2 separate regions of the Homo sapiens genome follow, and region 1 is linked to region 2. Evidence: chromatin loops called from intact Hi-C (ENCODE). Cell type or tissue: heart right ventricle. All regions are shown on one strand.

Region 1 (2,500 bases), 73 kb after region 2:
TGGAAATTCCAGTTAGGTCAGAGGACAGGTGAAGTGGGAGTACTTGAGTAAGCAAGCTGGAAAGTTTGGGAAGTTGTGGTCAGAGACTGAGATGTAAAAAGTAGTGACTTGGGGGAGGGACGACTTCAAATATTGATAATGCCTAGGGTATGGCTGTGGAGGTGGAAAGCTAAGGTAAACTGGAAGAAAAAGTCATTGACAATGAATTTAAAGAACAAATCATGAACTTGGGTTCTCAAGGAGCTTATAAACTCTATGGGAAACATGAGAAAATTAGGGAAATAACATGTCTATACAATTAAGTGCTAAACTGTGGTTTAAAATTGTGTAATTTTGATTTACATGACATAAACCATATATAAATCAAATCAAAATCAAAACTTTGATGAACATGTAAAAATATAAAAGGTAGCCAGTGGTCAGTTATACATATTATTCAGTAACTACTTTACAATGTATTAGCTAGAACATGATCTAACTGAATAGAAAAAGAAACACTAGTTAAAAAAAAAAAACTAACGAGGATATTTTTAACCTCTTATCAGTCTAACTATTTACCTCAAATTAGAAACTGCAGTCATCTACATACCTGAAATACAAATTTAAGTTAAGAGCAACTGCGGAGTTGGAGGAGCTGACAATCACTGCAACATCGAGGTCTTGAGAAACTTTCAGTGAAGTAAATGAAGAAATCTTGGCTGGCTCCTGTTGCTGCTCATTACACATGTCTTCTTTGTGAAGTGCTAAATCCACATGAGCTACATATGTACCATCCACAACATCAAAAATGTCTTTTAGTTAGAGTTAAAAGAAAATGCCAGTTTTGTAAGTATGCCTAACTATTTAAAGCACAGGTTGGGAAAGAGCTATAGACTTTATCACTCCAATTTTGTAGGTATAACAGAAGAAGACTGAAAACTGAGGCAAGCCCCCATTATAACAACCAGATGACTATGAAGTTGATGCCACAATAAAGAACCTGATACCAAGTTCTTCAACAATACCTGCTGAACATCTGCTCTGGGCCAGGCCCAGAGGCACTGCTATTTTCCAACAGCACTGGCCAAGAGATGAGGTAAACCTACTATTTTATGTAACCCAATACTGTCTATCCAAAGTATTATCAACATGCAGTCAGTATAAAAACTGAGACATTTTATGTTTTTTCTTCTATAAATGTTCAAAGTCTGATATTTTACTTAGAGCACATCTTAATTTGCATACTAAATTTTCATCAGAAATACCTGATCTGTATTGAGACTTCATAAAATTTAAGGTTTAAAGTTGGAACAACTAAAGTTGTAACAAACATCCTTAAAAGTTCTCCAATGACTGAACTGAGTATCAGCTTTTAAATCTAAAGTAACAAAAATTAGCTGGGCGTGGCGGCCCATGCCTATAGTCCCAGCTACTCGGGAGGCTAAGGCACGAGAATCGCTTGAGCCCAGGAGGCAGGGGTTGCAGTGAGCCGAGATCACGCCACTGCACTCCAGCCTGGGTGAGAGTGAGACCCTGTCTCAGGAGAAGAAAAAAAATCTAATTACACAAAATTAAAAATTCGGTTCCCAAGTTATGCTAGCCAATTTCATATGCTTAATAGCCACATACGCTTAGTGCCTACTGTTCTGGACAGTGCAGTTCCATAACCTGGCAACAATAATTGTTAATTTAGGATTTATGACACTTTTGCAAAAATTATATACCTATTACAAAATATAAAAACCATTATTTTAATTCAGAAATTAAAGTTCCAAAATCATATAAGGGGTAATTTGTCAAATCTTCAGAATAATTTTGCTGATGACCAACAGATCTACTGGAGACAAAGAACCCATAATATTTTCTAAGATCAAATTAACGTGGCAAAGCAAACATTTATTAATATGATGGAAACATCATTAGAGACAAGAGGTAGACTATATTTATACATGAAAAGACATGTATCACAACATAAGCTTTTTTTTTTTTTTTAAGACAGAGTCTCAGTCTGTTGCCTAGGCTGGAGTGCAGTGGTACGATCTTGGCTCACCACAACCTCCACCTCCCAGGTTCAAGCAATTCTCCTGCCTCAGCCTCCCGAGTAGCTGGGATTACAGGCATGCACCACCACGCCTGGCTAATTTTTTTGTATTTTTAGCAGAGACGGGGTTTCACCATATTGGCCAGGCTGGTCTCGAACTCCTGACCTTGTGATCCGCCCACCTCGGCCTCCCAAAGTGCTGGGATTACAGGCGTGAGCCACCGCACCTGGCCACATAAGCACATAGTAGATATTCAAGAAATACATTTTGAATAAACAGGTAATGCAGAGAATATACAATTTTAAAAGAACACAGATATGTATGGTTAATACTATTAAAAATGTATATACTGGAAAATATTCAACTAAAATATAAAGCAATATACAATTTAGTATTTTAAGTTTATGAGGATCTTTTTCCATGAAAAGTTTTACTGAAAAACTAACCACACTTCCTATATCCCAGCTCCCAAAACTAAA
Region 2 (2,500 bases):
AATCTACAAGAAATCTCCTAGAATAAGCAAGTTTAACAAAGTCATATAAAGGTAACATAAAAAACAGATTTCTGGCCGGGTGCGGTGGCTCACGCCCTATAATCTCGGCACTTTGGGAGGCCGAGGTGGACGAATCGCCTGAGGTCAGGAGTTCGAGACCAGCCTGGCCAACATGGTGAAACCCGGTCTCTACTAATACAAAAATTAGCCAGTAATCCCAGCTACTTGGGAAGCTAAGGCAGGAGAATCACTTGAACCTGGGAGGCGGAGGTTGCAGTGAGCTGAGACCACACCATTGCACTCCAGCCTGGGCGACAAGAATGAAACACCATCTCAAAAAACAAAAAACAAAAAACCAAAAAGAAAAACAAAAAGCCATATTTCTATATACTATCAATGTAAGACTGGAAATGATTAAATTTACAGATGTATAGAATATGTAGAATAAATTTCAGTGAACTAGCTACAAATCAGATAGATTCCCTTTAACTTTGAAACATAGCTAGTTTAAAAGACATAGATCTTTCTATTTCATTGCCTAGTTAATTGGCTAGTCTACAGATTACCTGGAAAAAAGTTGTTGTCCCCTTAACTTGGTAGAACTATTCTGCCACAAGGGTCCCTTCCTTCTTGGAGACAGTGCTAACAGTGCCATTTAAGACTCTGGGCCATCTGATCTCCTTCACTTACTGCTGTGGACTCTCCTTAGGGGAATGTCGGGTGCTTCTTCCTCAAGCAGCTCAGCACTTTGTAGGAGAGCATGGATCTCTGGGTGCAGATCCTCCATACTAGCTTCCCCTGAGGCCAGTGCTCTGCAGTGCAATACCAAGGCGACATCTGGATTATAAAAATGAAAATACCGGCATACTCTACTTGCTTCATGCACACAGCCATCATCCAGTAGGCGCCCAATCAAAAAGTTTAGTGACTCCTGCTCTTTCCAATCCAATCTATTCTCGCATGTCTCTTTGGATGGAAGGCTGTTAAGTTCTAAGTATTTTGATGTGTTCAGAGCAGCCAACTTGGAGAAGGAAAACTCACTGGCTAAACTATCAAAGGAAAGTTCACCACTAGTTGAGATCTGTCGAGAAAATCTGGGCTCTGTTTCCTCCTGATTTCTTCCAAGAGTGTGCTGGGTGATGCGGCACAGCCAGATCTGCTTCTCCAGCTCCTCCAGCTTATCCAAGGGCACCACGTCCTCCTGGGCAAGCCAGTGCCCTGCCAAGGTGAGCAGCAGATGGCGCTCCTCCATGCTGCTCCATCCAGTTGGGTGCTCACATGCCACATGGGCCTGGGTTGAGAAAAAGGAAGAAGCTGCTTTGCTTGAAATTGAATTTTTCTTAAAATTCTCATGGCATTTTTTCCAGAAGTCAATTCTTGCTTGTTTTAGTGACCACTGTTCAATGTGTTTTAGGGTCTGCATTTCCTGTGTTATCTGTGAAATTTAACAAAGCAGATTTTAGCCTTTCTTGGATAAAAAAGTATCATAAATGCTAATGTTCCCTAAGTATATCATACTTGTTTGGACAGGGTCTCAGTCTGTCACCCAGGCTGGAGAGCAGTGGTGGCGATCACAGCACACTGCAGCCTCAACCTGCTGGACCCAAGAGATCCTCCCACCTCAGCCTCCCAGGTAGCTGGGACCACAGGTGTGTGCCATCATGCCTGGCTAATTTTTAATTTTTTGTAGAGACAGGGTCTCCCTATGTTGCCCAGGCTGGTCTTAAACTCCTGGGCTCAAGCAATCCTCCTGCCTTGCCCTCCCAAAGTGCTGGGATTATAGGCATGAGCCACTGCACCTGGCCTTATCATACTTGTTAAAACCAAATCAAATCAGAGAACAGAGATTTGGCTACAGATGACCCTAGATATTTTATCTGGAAAGTTATGGTATGAAAAACAATTCTTGATTGATCTCATGGAATGGGGTTTAAGTGGAAGCCCCCTTATATTTAATTCTATTCAAAGGAAAATAGTTGTAGCATATCCTACAAACTAATGTTACATTTGCAGCACACATTTCTCAATCATGGGAATTGTAGGCTCATCCATTTCTGAAAGTAATGTGTGTGTCAAAAGTAAAAAAAAAAGTCTTATCTCCTATAAATTATACATCTCATTTGATTTACTGTTTAATGCTGATTTTAAAAGCTAAGATTTTAAATAACTTAAAAAGACCAATGAGGCTGGGCGTGGTGGCTCACGCCTGTAATCCCAGCACTTTGGGAGGCAGAGGCGGGCGGATCACAAGGTCAGATCAAGACCATCCTGGCTAACACAGTGAAACCCCATCTCTACTAAAAATACAAAAAAAAAAAAAAAAAAAAATTCAGCCGGGCATGGTGGTGGGCACCTGTAGTCCCAGCTACTCGGGAGGCTGAGGCAGGAGAATTGCATGAACCCGAGAGGCGGAGCTTGCAGCGAGCGGAGATCGCGCCACTGCACTCCAGCCTGGGTGACAGAGCAAGACCCCGTATCTAAAAAAAAAAAAAAAAAAAAA

What was found. Peaks named below come from ENCODE experiments on the same cell type or tissue, not always from the same donor. Only the 100,000 strongest peaks of a DNase experiment are listed, where the experiment ranks them.
Region 1: a loop joins it to region 2, with 2.9 times the contacts of the local background. A loop is called at or near these places in 26 of 110 quality-filtered maps.

The regions. Positions count from the first base shown.
Region 1 is chr15:44,656,506-44,659,005 of GRCh38, forward strand. It overlaps SPG11 (SPG11 vesicle trafficking associated, spatacsin), which reads right to left. Exons shown (of 40, transcript NM_025137.4): 4 at 590-791. Among named protein-coding and RNA genes, the nearest start is that of SPG11, 5.9 kb to the right of the region's middle. In heart right ventricle, no CTCF peak of the experiment used is centred here; no DNase peak of the experiment used is centred here; H3K27ac peaks cover 1,650 bases.
Region 2 is chr15:44,583,124-44,585,623 of GRCh38, forward strand. SPG11 (SPG11 vesicle trafficking associated, spatacsin) reads right to left here. Exons shown (of 40, transcript NM_025137.4): 30 at 691-1,435. Among named protein-coding and RNA genes, the nearest start is that of EIF3J, 47 kb to the left of the region's middle. RefSeq lists a silencer at 1,272-1,321. In heart right ventricle, a CTCF peak has its summit at 1,239 (motif pointing right); a DNase peak (open chromatin) is centred at 1,206.